2 separate regions of the Mus musculus genome follow, and region 1 is linked to region 2. A link is a loop called in an ENCODE intact Hi-C map of the cell type or tissue named here. Cell type or tissue: heart. All regions are shown on one strand.

Region 1 (8,000 bases), 250 kb after region 2:
ACTAATCTTTCTCAGACTTGTAAAAAGTGTCCAGCATTACGCTGTCATCAAAGCCAAATGAGGGCACTCACAGGAGGGGAAACGACAGGACAGAGGAGAAAACTCCTAACCAAAGAGTCGCAGCTCAAGTTCAACAGCACGAGAGACGTCACCAGGACCCAGCGGGGCTTAGGCCTGGGGCTCAACAAACAAAGCAATGAACTAAAAGATGAAAACCATACGAATGCTTTGACACATGCAGAAAAAAGATTTAGCATCCCTCCGTGATGAAAACTCTCCACAGATTAAGCAGAAAAGAAATATACCTTACCAAAAAGATACGGAAAACACATAGGTAACCTCATATTCAATGGGGATGAGTTGGAAGTTTTCCCTTTATTTAATTAAGAGAAGTATGCCTGCTCTTGCCACTTTTACCTGACAAAATACTGGAAGGTCCCATCAGAGCAATAGGGGAAGAGAAATGGGGGGAAGGAGGAGGAAAGGAAAATGGGGAAAGGAAGGAAGAAGGGAGGGAGAGGAGGGAGGAAGTGAGGGAAGGAGGAAGGGATGGAGGGAGAGGGAAGAGAGAAGGAGAGGGAGGGAGGGAAGGAGAGAGAGAAGGAGGAAAGAAAGAAAGAAAGAAAGAAAGAAAGAAAGAAAGAAAGAAAGAAAGAAAGAAAGAAAGGGGACAGAAAGGCATTCATATAGGAAAAGTGATTGTTGTGCCCTGAGTCCACAGAGAAACCCAGATGAGCCCAAGAATTATGACGTCCACTGCAACTCCCAAAAGAGTCTTTTATTGTTTCAAGTTTTAAAAAAAAATCACTGCGTGAATGCTTGGCAAGCGACCCTGAGTCCAGAAAACATTGGGTTTATATACAGTACAGTTAGAAATAGTGTGGATATTCACAGAAAAGGGGAGCAGAGGGTGGAACAGTACTGAAGCAGAAGGGGTTAATGGGAGTCTGTTCAGGGACTAATTTTATGGCCCTAGGCACTGTCTGCGACCTGACCTCCGCTTACCTTCTTCCCATGGTCTCCCTTGAGCTTGTTATTTCTCTAAGGTCTCGAGGACAGGCACCTGGAGTTCTTATCAGCAGGAGTGTTGGGTTTTAGAGACACAGAGGCAGGGAGAATGTCTCCTCAGAATGTGTCCTCACTATGGGTGATGCCATTCTAAAGCTAGGAGAGGGGGAGGGAGCCCCGAGCTACTGCAGGAGGATGCAGCACAGAAACCAACTGTCTGCTTGAAGGGGGTTGGGGGGAAATGATGGGATGAGATGGCTGTCCCTGCTGATGGTATGGCCGCTTTATGGGTGTTTATTTGCATACATGTATGCCTGTGCACCACATTCGTGCAGTGCACTAGGAAGCCAGAAAAAGGCATCAGCTCCCTCTAGGACTATCCTTAAAGAGGGTTGTGAACCACAAAGTGGATGCTGGGAACTGAGCTGCAGTTCTCTAGAAGAGCAGCCAGTGCTCTCAGAGCCTCCTTCTCTCCAGAACCAGGGGTGGCATGATTTTGTTCCATAAAGAAAACACAGAGGAAATTCTAGACATTCTACACACACACACACACACACACACACACACACCACACCACCACTGACTAAATAATTCAGTAACATTACAGGTTACTGTAATGGTACTCAACTGTTGGATATGAACATCCCAGAGGCCAGGGGAATCCAGAGGAGTGAAAACTTGTATATAGTTCACACAGGAATTACAAGCCAAACCATACCTATGTCTAAACATGCTGTGTCATTCCCTGGAGCCCATCTGGAGAGCCAACAGGATATTTATACTCAAAGGAGGGGAGAAAAAATGACAGGGTAGAGGGAAAGCCTCCAGGATAGTGAGGCCTTACCTTGGAAAGCACTGATGATTAGCGATATCTGTTCCTGAGCCAAAGGTAAGACTAATGACTTTGATATTATAATCATAATCAGAAAAATCTGTCACCACTGGAGAGGATATATGGCTGGGCTCAGCTCTCTATCTAACAAGAGAAGGTAATATTTTCAACACACGTGAGGATTTTTGTTTATCTTGGCTTATTATTAGGAAGCCCGTGGCCTCTACATCGTGTTGAAGTGCACGATGTACCCAGTCCTACCCCGTGTTTTCTATTATTCTTAAAGGATTTCAGCTGCACGATGTTCAACAACAACAACTTTTCTGCCGAAATCTGGCTTTTCTGAGATGACTATCCAGAGACAGAAGGCACGGATAATCAGACAGGGGCCTTCCTACCAGAGCTGCTTCGGTTTAACTTGAAAAATCTCACATCTGGGACCTAATGGCTAACATCTGAGGCACCAGGTCTTCCCGGAAGCAAGCACTTCATGCTCCCACAGTTCAATGTGCAACCCACAGATTGCTTGCCGAGGAATGGAAGCCTTCAGGGAGAGCGACGTTCCACCAGCCTCTGATTTAGCGTTCTCTGAAACAGCTGCAAATATCTTCCTCTTCTCTGGGGTTAAAAAAAAATGGACTCTAATTGCTGAATCTCCTGATTTAAACGGCTAATTCATCTCACCAAACGTGTGTTGGAAGGAAACTGAGCGCACCAGGCCCCTTCCAGATCATTCCACACAAGAGATATTGCATCTTATTCTGAAAAGATAATGGGTCAAATATGCTCTCAGTAGGTGCCAAATCAGTACAACCCCATTACTAGTGCCATGGGATGCTGGCCGCTGGCACCAGGGGTGGGTGAAGCAAGTTTGTCAGTTACATTGTCCCCTTAGCTTGATCTTCTATGAAAGACAATTAACAACAAGCCCAAAGTTGCCTACTGCTTTGAAATAAACAGTGCAAAAGTAAAAAGCTAACACTTGGGTCAGTTTTGTGTTGTCCTGTTTGAGACTGGGTGTCACTATAGCTTAGGCTATCAATTCTGTTTTAGCTTTCCAAGGGCTACAACAGCCAACACCTGCCACCATGCCGGGCAGGAATCACAATGTCAAGAGTGAAGTCCCCAAGCAGTGAGCTCCTGAGAAATGCTGTACTTCCATTGCCAACCCCACCCAGAGCCAGAGTCCCAAAGTTCAACTGTCCTTTAATACTCTAGAATCAAAAGATGGTTGTTAATAGTAAATAAATAAATAAACGGGGGAGGGGAGCTTTCAAGGGGCTTCCAACTTTAGGAGGAAGTCCATAAGAAGAGAAGATAAATCAACTTTCTGACTGTAAAAGAAAATATGAACAACTGCATGGAACTGTGCAAGCACACACACACACACACACACACACACACACACATTTAAAAAGCAGTCTATGGTTATTGTGCATGGAACAGCCCACAATGACCTCTCCCGATAACTCCCCACAGCAAATTCTCCTTTTTCTGTTTTCCTGCACAGTTTCAGGCTACTTCTTCAAGCTTATTTTATATGGCAACGATCAGTCCACATTCTGTGACTTGCAGATCTCCTCGCATCACCCCACCCCATCCCACTTTACCATCCATCCACTTATGTTTTTAAAGGCTGCCACCGCTGCCCGGCGACTCAGACAGAGCAACGACAGAGCAGGCAGCAGTACGTCATTCAGAAGTCTTTATTTTTATTGCAACAGAGAGATGTCTCGGGCTTGCAATGCAGAAAGAGCACCGGCTGGCTGTACTCCGTGCAAAGAGAGCATCCTGTGAAAGGGAAAGTGGGGTTTTATCAACAACGGGGGTCAATCTCCTCTTCTGAATGTGGTCCCAAGTACTGAGGCACCAGTGGAGAAAATGGTCAAACAGCGCCACCTAAAGGAGGAGCCAAGAAATGCAGCAGACGCGTGTCCGCGAAGATCTGCAGATCTTCCTGTGACAACAGTGACAGGAAGGCTGTATGATTGGTTTGTCATCACTTGAGAGAAACACGGATTCTAGGATATATTAAGGAGGAAATATTAGACCAGGCTCTACTAAACAATGGGGAGAAACCCTGTGTAGAGAAAAGTTTGTTTGTTTGTTTGTTCCATTCAAGGTTCCTGACATCTGAAATGATAGCCTAGGGAATCCTGCCTTATATCTGGAGCAAGAAATGAAGCATTGCTTCTTTGCAATCAAGGCACCCCACAAAACTCAAAACAAGCCCAGACTTTAGGAGCTGCCTTTTTGATTCATAACTAGTTTATTTTCAGAGTCTTCTGATTAAAAGGGACATATTACAAAGAAACTTTGCCCTTAAAGGCACACATGACTACTGCAGAATCTTTCCCACAGGGAGCAGCACTGACCTCTGGCCTCCCCATCTTCTCTTTGTTCTCCCTCTCCCTCTCCCTCTCCCTCTCCCTCTCCCTCTCCCTCTCCCTCTCCCTCTCTCCCCCTCCACCTCCACCTCTACCTCCACCTCCCCCTCCCTCTCCCCTTTAAGGTTAACATAAAACAGATCTCCACCCTCTCTGCAGATGGCAGCCTTGCCCAGGAGCGGTTCCTTTAAGCCACCTGTCCGTCCCAGGCCCTGACTCTAAGCCAGCCAAAGTGGGGAAGATTCAGTCACTATCGCCTTTCAACTCCTGGACCCCACAGTTAACAATAGAAATATTAGTCCTTTGCTATATGAAAGGCAGAAGTTTAAGTCCTTCCTTTAATGGGATCCTTGTTGAAATGCAACTGCGACTGACTCTGGCTTCGATTTGCCTTGGAGGAGCTTTTTTCATAACTCAAATCAAAGAGAAGAACGTGCATTCTTGCTAAATTCCAATACGTTTTATTGTTCATTTTGTGTCATGAATAGTGGTCTTGGGATTCAGAGCCTAGCTACACTGCCAGTGGCCCTACACCCTTCCCACCTGTGTCTACCAGACAGCCTGTGTCTGTCAGCTCTTCAGACATCACTAGTTGTCTAAGGTAACCAACATGACAGAATGCTTATTTTGGTTCACAGGGCTAGAAGTTTTACCCATGTTCTCTTGGCCTTATTGCTTTGGTCTAGTGATAAGCCAGCCTGTCATGGTGGGAGCATGTGGCAGAGAAGGCCTGTCCATGTCATGGTGGAAAACTAAGAAACAGGAAAGGGGAAGGTCCCTGATCCCCTCTAGAACTTACCCTCACTGAGCTAGCCTCCGCCTACCAATTCCTACCCTAAGGTTGGTGCCTATACTCAAGCCTTTAGCCCTAGGGACTACAGGGACGCTTACCCAAACCATAGCACACCCCTTCTCAAATTCAAAATTCACAGATACAATTCATAGGCCACATGAAGCTCAAGAAGAAGGAAGATCAAAGAGTGGATACTTCGGTCCTTCTTAGAAGGGGGATAAAAAATACCCATGGTAGGAGATACTGAGAAAAAGTTTGGAGCAGAAACTGAAGGAAAGGCCATCCAGAGACTGTCCCACCTGGGGATCCATCCCATATCCAGTTACCAAACCCAGACACTATTGTGGATGCCAACAAGTGCTTGCTGACAGGAGCCTGATATAGCTGTCTCCTGAAAGGCTCTGCCGGTGCCTGACAAATACAGAAGTGGATGCTCACAGCCATCCATTGGACGGAGCACAGGGTCCCCAATGTAGGAGCTAGAGAAAGGACCCAAGGAGCTGAAGGGGTTTGCAGCCCCATAGGAGGAACAATATGAACCAACCAGACCCCCAGATCTCTTAGGAACTAAACCACCAACCAAAGAGTACACAAGGAGGGACTCATGGATCCAGCTGCATAAGTAGCAGAGGATGGCCTTGTGGGACATCAATGAGAGGAGAGGCCCTTGGTCCTGTAAAGGATCGATGATGTCCCAGTGTAAGGGAATGCCTGGACAGGGAAGCGGGAATTGGTGGGTTAGTGAGTGGAGGGGGGGAGATGGGATGGGGGGTTTCAGAGGGGAAATGAGGAAAGAGGATAACATTTCCTCATTGTAAATAAAGAAGATATCTAATAAAATATATATAATTAAAAGGAAGGAAGGAAGGAAGAGATAGAGAGGAAGAAAAATAAAGAAAGAAAAAAGAGAAGAGAAGAGAAGAGAAGAAAAGGCAGCCAGAAAAACAGGACTCCTGCCCCCTGAGATCCAGTTTGCCACCTGCCAGTGTCTCCAAATGTCCAAGGGCAGTAGCAGATTCTAGAAGTGTGTTAAACATACATACACACACAAACACACACACATGCACACACAGAGAGAGAGAGCCACCCAGGCCCATATAGGCCCACTCCATCTGCTTTTGCCTTTTTTGTTTTATTTACTTGTTTGCTTATTTGTATTTGTGCATGTATGTCTGCACATGTGTGTGATGCTCTCAGAGACCAGAAGAAGGTGTCAGATCCTCTGGAACGAGAGTTACCCATAGCTGAGAGTCACCACATGGTTGCTGGGAACCAAGCCAAGGCCCTCTAGAAGAACAGCCAGTGCACTTAACTGGTGAGCTTAACTCCAGCCCTGACAATGCATTTAAACAAGATCCGGTTGATTCATTTGCACAGATTTATCAAGTCCTTAGTCCAGAGGAGTCAGCTCTGACTTGGCTAGAACCATCTGGGGACTTTCCAGAAATATTAATTATAAAAGTAACCTGGAGTGTAGCCCTCAAACAAAGCTCAAGGGGAATCAGCCTTAGGACCCATCTCAGGTGAGCACGGTTTCTGTGATCGTATACACACACACACACACACACACACACACACACACACACACACACACACACACACGGGTTCCTAGGCTCTGCTACAGTCAGGGATCTAGTTCTGACATTTGACTGAACCACAGCCCCTGATCCCTCAGGAAGCCTCCTTAGACTTCCCTAAAAAGTTCCTCAAAACCTATGGTTGCATGGGGCTGTTGTGCTCAGTAATTGTCTGCTTTTGTGCCAGACTGATTTTACAGAAACATAAAGAACCAGGGGCTAGCAGATAAAGGCACTTGCTGCCAAGACTGGCCACCTGATTTAGATTCCCAAAAGCCCACAAAATGACTTCCACGAGTTGTCCTCTGACCTCCATATTCCTACACTCCCCCCTCACACACACAATATCAATAAAAACATTTAATTGCAATTTTTAATAAAAAAGAAACAGGCAATGCCTTTCTTTTCTAAAAATTCATTCTGTATCTCATAGCACAATCATTAGCTGTGCAAAGCCCTCCACTGTTCTCTCTGCCCTTCTCCACGCTGATCCATAGGCAACCTCTCCAATAAGTGCCATATGTGTCCTTAAATATGCTCACATCTCTGTAGAAGTGAAAAGGGCTGATTGTGTGGTGTGGGGCTTTACATGACATAATCCTCCTCCTCTTCCTCCTCTTCCTCCCTCCTCCTCTTCCTCCTCTTCCTCCCTCCTCCTCCCTCCTCCTCCTCTTCCTCCCCTCCTCCTCCTCCTCTCTCCTCTTTCCTGCCCCCTCACTCACCCCCCTATCTTCTCTCCTCCCTTTGGCTTTCATTTTTTTTCTATGGAGTTCTACCAAAAGAGCCAGGTCAGATTCCTCCAAGGGAAGAGCCTCCTCTAAGATGTGTTGCTGCTCAAAATCAGATTGGCCCATAGAAGAGACCTCCTCTTTAAAATACGGCGTTATCTCAGCTTCAGACTACGGGAGGTTTCTTAGCTAAGTGGGGGAAACGTAGTTCAGTCACTTATCAGAGAGCGTCCTGGTCTTAATCCTTCTACACAGATGTGGGTAATAAATCAAAGCCAAGCCCCACAGAAAGGCAGCTTGGCTCTTGTAATCCTTAATTGAAATGTACACTGTTTGTATGTACATGGGAGATAAAAAGAACGTGTCTTTGAGCACGTTACCAGACCTATCTTTCAAATATGTCACATGGTACTTCTTTTTGTACAAAGAACTCTTACTTTCAATGTTAAATATAAGATACCAAGAGGAGAGAACGTGTAAGTGATGTACTCCTTGGCTTTGAGGTTCTGGGTGAGTTCACCATAACTTTGCAGTAACAAAATACATAATAATTGGGAACAAGTGTGGTTGCACCGACACCGGTACATAGGCGCGGGCCGGCGTGTCCTTGGGCTAGAGCGCGGGACGTCTGTCTTCGAGTCCGAACGTTCGTGGTGTTGACCAGCCCGGAACGAA
Region 2 (8,000 bases):
GACCTTAAGAAAGAAACAATGGATAGGTTTTCAGTGGTTAGACACTCCCCTGCTTGTGTGTAGGTTGGATAGCTGTGCCTTTCCTTTTTATTCTTAACTTTTGTGATGTAATTATGATATGTATAATCCAAAACATTACAGAGTACGTACACTTAGCAATGAACACATTTTAATATATTTGTTTGTGTGTACATGTATGTGGAGATGCTTAGCAGCTCCATTATTGCTTGAAGAGACTGGAGATAGATAGACCACAGATATTGGGATTCCCAGCGTGGCAAGTTTCTCTGTAGAACAAAGACACTGTGCAGTAATCCTATTTGGGAATTTAATGTCACTACGAATGCATTACTGGACAGATCTAAGTTTTACTAACCTGTCCAATGCTGCTCTGTACTGGGGTCAGGTACTTCTCCTCAGCTACCCTGCTTCCTCGGTCTCCTCTTCTTCAGGACAACCCATCACCATTGTCTTTTACTGTTGACAACTACATGTGCATGAAGAATGTGTTGTAATCTTATCCAACCCCCACTGCCCAATCTCACTCCTTCCTACTCTTGCGGATTTCTTTCTTCTTTCCAACGAGTACCCCCAATGCCTGTGTCTTCTTGTGGGGTTGTAGGTCTTGTGCCAGTAGGTGTAGTTGCTGTGTGTTTACAATTATGATGGCGTACTACACCCAGAAAGAGAGGGTTTCATAGCACTCCTTCTCCACATTCTTATGCTTTCCCTATCTTCCTCTCCATGTTCTGCCACATTCCCAACCTTAGTGTAGTGTGTGTGTGTGTGTGTGTGTGTGTGTGTGTGTGTGTGTGACATAGACGTCTTGTTCAGGGCTGAGCACTCAATGTATTCTCAGCACTTTGACCATTGTGAGGCTGCATTCTTCGTTGCTCTCTGCACTACAAAAGCGTCTCTGGTCGAAGCTGACAGTGGCACTATCTACAGGAGTAAACACACTCATCTGGGAGGCAATTTGGCTACATTTCCATCTATCAACACATCGGCAGTACATCCCTCAGGCCTGGGACCCTGCCAGCCACAGGCTTTGAACAGGTTTGCAGACCTAGCCCATCCCACAGAGCAGACCACAGATCAAACTGGATAGTGCTTATTTAGCCCCAAAACATTCTTTTCACTATTGACCCGGTGAGCATACTTTGCCTGACGGGTCAGAATTGCACCTGCAGAGTCTGTGATGGTTTGTATTTGCTTGACCCAGGGTGTGGCCTTGTTGGAGTGGGTGTGTCACTGTGGGTGGGGCTTTAATACCCTCATCTTAGCTCTCTCAAAGAGTCTTCTCCTAGCAGCCTTCAGATGAAGATGTAGAACTCTCAGCTCCTCCTGCATCATGCCTGCCTGGATGCTGCCATGCTCCTGCCTTGACAATAATGGACTGAACCTGTGAACCTGTAAGCCAGCCCCAGTTAAATGTCCTTTATAAGAGTTGCCTTGGTCATGGTGTCTGTTCACAGCAGTAAAACCCTAACTAAGACAGGGCCCATAGCTGAGAGAGATTACTGCTGACTTTCCCCTCCCAGCAGCCTACATAGTACTGTCCAGCAGTATGGAAACTTGCCAATAGGGGACTTTCAGCCTCAGCTCCATTTCTGTGATCTCATTTAAAGCATGCAGTGTCTCCAGCAATAGGCTTCATTATCTACTTCTGGTGTCCCGCTCGTGCCTTTGAAGATGTTATGTTCAAAGCACGTAAGCTAGCATGTTGCTAGCATTTTCCTGGCTGGGGGGTTGTTTAGTGTTCACTCCTGATAAGGTTCTAATATGTACAAATTGTGTCCTCATTGGTATAGCACCTAAGGAGCAACCCCTGCCACTGAGCCCCGTTAGTGGGGACATTAACTGATTTTGAGTTGAGCTCTTTACTCGGAGTCCGAGGGAATCCCCTGGCCCCCAGTAAATAGTCTGTAGCAGATACTAATGGTGCCTGCCATTTTGCCTTCTTCATTCTAAACCTTCCCTTTGTGTTATAAGAAGTGATTCTGGAGAAGACACACAATGACTAGATTGTTAAAAAAAAAGGAAAACATCTGGCTTAGCATGCATCGAGAGCCCTTGCATTGATGCATCAAGAATAACATTAGCATGGTGTGGGGATGCTTTCTGGAAGGGGAATACTGGATTTCTTTCATGCATTATTCCTTATATACCATCATCAAAAGAGATGCCCCAGCCAAACCATTTAGGCCAGAACAGCGCAGCCATGACTAAAGGTCCCTGCCAGCACCCACTCTCTGCCATCCGCAAGTTTAAGATCCGTGTGGAGGACAAACATCCACACTGCAGCAGAAAGAACTTCAGACGGAGACTCAGCGAGCTCACAGGCTGACTTCTCCACACAGTCATCTCAACAGCAGGTTTCAACCTGTGGGTCGAATGACCCTTTCTCAGGGTCACCTGAGACCACCAGAAAGCACGGATATTTACATTATGATTCCTACAGCAGAAACCTTACAGTTATGAAGTAGCAACAAAAATAGTTTTATGGTTAGAAGTCACGCATAACGTGAGGAACTGTATTAAAGGGTCACAGCATTAGGAAGGTGGAGGACCACTGGTTTAGGACAAGCATATCATAAACTGGACTCTTCACAGCTCCCACAAACCCTTGCCTGCTGTAGAATTCAAATCAGTGAACAATACCATTGTGTACCCAGATGCCAGGGCCAAAAAATAAATAAATAAATAAAAAAAAAAAAAAAATAAGACGCACCCTTAACTTCTTCCTTTCCTGACTCTAACTAGCAACTTTGGTTGGTTTTACTAACTAGGTTACTAACTAGGTTTTACTAGTTACCTTTGGTTGGTGTTTTAGCACAAAAACAGGACGGGCCGCTTGCCAGAAACCCATTTTGTCCACTTCACACTGTCTCCTCTAACCGGCTTTATTTCAAGCCACACAGATCAACCCAAGGCACAGGTGGCTAGAATATGTCCTTGAAAACATATATGCAAATCACACACGCTCATGCAAACCAGAAATACCTTAAAAATTCCTGGAAATCACCCTGACTTGGCATATCCAGGACACACCTCCAAATTGAGGTTTCTTATTTTAATTGAGATTGGTTTCTACCAGAACAGTCACTACTGGGGCAGGTGGAGCTATTTAAACCTTGAACCACCAGAGGGCGCACCACCACGCCACAACAGGCTTGAGGAATGGGAGAGGTCACGTTTGAAAAACAAAAGAATAATAGATATGTGTCTACACACGCAAAACACCTACACATATAAAATATTAGATATTTATTATTTATCATTCATTTATTTTAAATATTATTTATATCCAAATTTAAATAATAATTCATTATTAGTTTAATGAAATATTTTTGATTTAATTAATTTAAAGTTAATTTATTTTGTTTATTTATACATTATAAATTTATAAGATAAATATGATTTATCTATAGATTATTAATTTAATAATATTTAATTTAATTTATAATTAATTAATTAATAGGCATTTGTTTTAAGTATTTATTATTTAAACCCTATTTTATTTTAATGTGTGTGGGTGTTTTGCCTGCATGAATGTCTGTGTCACATGTGTGTGACGGCTGCCCACGGAGGCCAGGAGGAGGTGTCAGACCCCCTGGAACTGGAGTTACAGTTATTATGGACATGCTCGGGAAATGCCCCCATCCTCTGGAAGGGCTGCAGTGCCCTTAAGCCATTATTTCTTTATTTATTCTGAATTCAAGCCAGCCACCTTCCTCTACTTTTTGCCATATGCATGGATTCAGGCCATACACACACACACACACACACACACACACACACACACACACACATGTTCTTTCTTTTTTCCGAGACAGGGTTTCTCTGTATAGCCCTGGCTGTCCTGGAACTCACTTTGTAGATCAGGCTGGCCTCGAACTCAGAAATCCACCTTCCTCTGCCTCTCAAGTGCTAGGATTAAAGGCGTGCGCCACCACACCCGGCTGGTCTTTCTTATTATTGAATGAAGAAAAGCAACTATGAAACTTCAACTATTCTTTTCCTCAAGGTCAAGCTCCATTTAATATTTTTAAATTATTCATCGTTTGTACGCATGCGTTTGTATTTGTGCATATGCATGTGGAGGCCACAGGTTGGTTTAGCTACACTGACCAACCAGCGAGCACCAGGGGTTCTCAGGTCCCCGCCTCCCCACCACTGAGCCTACAGCACTTGGCTTTTTAATGTGTGTGCTGGGAACCAAACGCAGGTCTCTATGCTTGCATGGCACAACACTCAACTAGCAGAGCCATCTCCCCAGCCCTTCAAACTCCATCTGTAACAGTCTTGTCACATGTCTCAACTTTCCATTTAAGAACTTCCTTTTTTCCCCCAACATAATATATTTATTGATTATTTAGAAACTTCACACACTGCACCATGATCACCCTTGCTTCCCACTCCTCCTAGGTCTGCCTTCTTGGAGCTTGGTCAAGCTCCCAGTGGCCAACCCCTTAAAGATAACTGAGCCTGCCCCCCTCTTCACTTCCTCCGTAGGCCATCTTCTCTGAAGAGCTACACTTAAGCATCTTGATCATACTTTTTAGGGAGTCTCTTCAATGGCTTCCTGTCTAGACTGGTTTGGTCAGGGTTTGGGGGGTGAAGGGGTTGTCACAGAACCCTTCAATGTCTCTCCTTCTCAACTCTGAGTCTGCAGTCATTTATTCCACTACAGAAGATGCTTCCTGCCCACAGCAGCCAACAGCAGCCAGGATCGTGGACTTCCTCCTAGATTTCAGTGGCGTTCCACAGACCACATACTTCAGTACGGTCTCAGGCAGCCATACAGAAAACGGACATCTACACAGCCTCCAGTGGGAGCACAGACCGTGTACATCAACATGGCCTCAGATGGCAGCATGATCCACAGATATCTATGAGTTCTCTGGTGGTAATAAGATCCACAAACATCAGCCTCGTCTTAGATGGCAGCATAGACCACAGACAACAATTTGTCCTCTGGTTGTAACATGGACCATGAACACTAATGGCCTCCAGCAGTAGCACAAACCACAGACACCAATATGGTCTCCAGTGACAGCATGGACCATGGAAGTCTTTCTGAGTAAGCCCAATCCAGAAAAGTGAATGGTCTCCATCTTAGACATCCTATTGATGCTCAGAGACAGGGTGACTGTGCAGCTGGGCTTCACATTCAGGCTACTGCATACCACTCTGCCAGCCCTAATCGGAAACAGCATGTTTCCCAGTCCACTGCAGCTGCGCTCTTGCGCTCTCGGTCCTCCACAGCTGTGCTCCCAGTCCTCCACTCCTGTGCTCCCAGTCCTCCACTCCTGTGCTCTCGTACCCATCACTGCAGGTCTCTAGTTCTGCCATCATCCCATGGCTCCATCACACACCTATTCATCAAAGTGGCATTGCAAACTGCAGTGTGTCACCCAGTGTATTTTTGGCCCAAACAGGTCAATACCTATTGCAAGGAGTCATTGGTCTGGTTCAATGTTTCTGGTTTCTGAAACACCATAAAAGCTGGATTATTGCTGAGACTCGTCTCAGATATTCCATTGTTGTCCAGAGTCAAGGTGATCTTGTGACTGTGCAGGGCGTTAAGAGGGCAGGATCTGCCCTCATGAGCTCCAGGCTGATGCACAGCTCTCTGCCCTCAGTTCCAGCTGCCCCAGCCACCCTTAGCTCTCTGGCTGCAGGCCAGGTGCACTGGTTCACACCTCCCAGTGGGCCAAGGACCAACCTTAGCAATGGCATGCTCCTTTGTCTGCTGTTCCTATACCTATCTATCACAACCACATCCCTGGTTTAGCCACTCTCAACCATGTAAATGGCTCTGTTCTGACATATTTCCTTCCAATTTCATGGGACCGCTTTTTAAAAGCATCTTCCCAGAACATCTGCTTTTCTTCTTGTCTTGCTTTGCCTTGCCTCGCCTCACCTCTCCTCTCCTCTCCTCTCCTTTCCGTTTTCTTTATTCTCTTTTCTTTTCTTCTCTTTTTTTTCTTCTCCCCTCCTCTCCTCTCCTCTCCTCTCCTCTCCTCTCCTCTCCTCTCCTCTCCTCTCCTCTCCTCTCCTCTCCTCTCCTCTCCTCTCTTCTCTTTTCTCTTTCTTTTGCTCTCTTCCTTTTTCTTTCTTTCTTCCTTTCTTCCTTTCTCTCCCTCCCTCCCTCCCCCCCTCTCTCTCTCTCTTTCTTTCTTTCTTTCTTTCTTTCTTTCTTTCTTTCTTTCTTTCTTTCTTTCTTTTTTCCTTCCTTCCTTCCTTCCTTCCTTTCTTTCTTTCTTTCTTTCTTTCTTTCTTTCTTTCTTTCTTTCTTTCTTTCTTTTTTTCTTTCTTTCGAGTTGTTCCAGAGATACTTTGGGCTCTGGAGACTCCTCCTCAGCATCCACCCCCCACCCCGCATCCCCCCTTGTAGCCTCCACAGGCCTCTCAGGCTCCTTGGAACTGCTCCATAGTCATACTGGTACCACAGCCGCTACCATCATGAATCAAATCTCTGATCTAAGAACTGTCTAGCAATCTGTATGGCAATACATGTTGGAAAGTTCTTCAGAATATTAGAGCTCTCTGGAAATTACTATCTCATCTTCAGCACGTACAGGGTTCCAGAGACGGTTTCATTTCTATTTTAAGTAACCTTTAACACATAAAATAATCTTCAAGGTTACCATTCCCATTTTGCAAAAGAGAAGACTGAGGTATGGGTCCTTCAGCAACCTGATGGAGACCACGCGACCACAAGCTCAGCATTTGAATGAAGATGATCAGAAAGTAAAGTTTATGTTTCTGCTCCTTGGGCCTCATCTTGGTAAATCTTTCTCTCTGAAGTTCACCTCCCCCCTTTCAGCCCTTCCTCCTCACTCTCTTTCCTGAGTGCAGACATGGCTGTATGTGACCCCAGAAGTCCTCTGCCACACGTAGACACAAATTGCTCCCCAGCCTTCTTGATTTCCATTCATATTTCCAATTAAAACATGGCCAGCCTCATGCTGTATTCTCCGAATCTCCCCTTTCCACTGTGCTGAACACAGAAGTCCGGAGTTAGAATGAGTTAGACTCTCCAGAGCCAAGGCCTTGAGTGTCCATGATTCTCAGAGCCAACAACTCAGGAGAAATGTGTAACCAGTACGAACAATGTTGACGAGCTTTGTGGGTGGTCCCTACACATGACAAGTTCCATGCTCAAGCACCACCTTTGTTTCTTCGAAAAGAGAAAAAGCAATTTTCACTTCATATTTAAACCCTTTAAACCTGGCACTTGGGAGGCAGAGGCAGGTGGATCTCTGTGAGTTCAGGGCTAGCCTAGTCTACTGAGTGAGTTCCAGGTCACCCAGGGCTACACAGAGAAAGCCTGTCTCAAACAAGACAGAACAAAACAAAATGAACATCAAGATAACTGCATATAAAGCATTAAATGCATCAAATGTATTGTTGATGTTTAGAGCATTTTCCCCCGCAAAAGGATAAAGAGAACATCCTAGAAACACAGTGTTTAAAGTAGAAAATGAACCAGGAATCATAGCAGCATCAGGCTTCTGAAAAGTGACCTTGGGAAATAGATGTCTAAGAGTGAATGGCTATACAATAAATAGTTAGGGGAAATCTATATTCCACTAACAATCACAAGGAAAAGTCTCTACCCAGCCAAAGTGTCTATAAAGTGCGCATGCCGAACATGACCGGCTTTATAACATTTTAGTCCTCTCAACACTTCCTGGGCAGCACTATAATTATAATGAACTGAGTAAGTCATGCCAGAAAAATATGTGGGGTCTAAGAAATGGAGGAATCCTGTCTAAGGCAGAAGAAATACCAAGGAAGGGCTCTCCTAGCTTGGTGTGGGGCATAGATAGCCCACTAAGCCCCTGGAGCAGGGGACTGGTGCTCCGGGGGAGACATACCCAGGATATTATGAAGCTGATGGAAGTGGAGGGTTGTGTTAAGAGGGGCAATACATTGTGCTGCAAACTTTGAGAAGAGCCAGTGTCGAAGTATATAGACTACTAAGGAAAAGC

What was found. A loop is a pair of places that touch in the nucleus more often than their neighbours do. Peaks named below come from ENCODE experiments on the same cell type or tissue, not always from the same donor. Only the 100,000 strongest peaks of a DNase experiment are listed, where the experiment ranks them.
Region 1: a loop joins it to region 2, with 6 times the contacts of the local background. A loop is called at or near these places in 34 of 42 quality-filtered maps.

Annotation. Positions count from the first base shown.
Region 1 is chr19:24,867,747-24,875,746 of GRCm38, forward strand. It overlaps the pseudogene Gm10053. Among named protein-coding and RNA genes, the nearest start is that of Pgm5, 9.9 kb to the left of the region's middle. In heart, a CTCF peak has its summit at 3,753; no DNase peak of the experiment used is centred here; H3K4me3 peaks cover 527 bases; H3K27ac peaks cover 219 bases; H3K27me3 peaks cover 1,119 bases.
Region 2 is chr19:24,618,878-24,626,877 of GRCm38, forward strand. No RefSeq gene overlaps it. Among named protein-coding and RNA genes, the nearest start is that of Tmem252, 51 kb to the right of the region's middle. In heart, a CTCF peak has its summit at 3,137 (motif pointing right); a DNase peak (open chromatin) is centred at 3,144.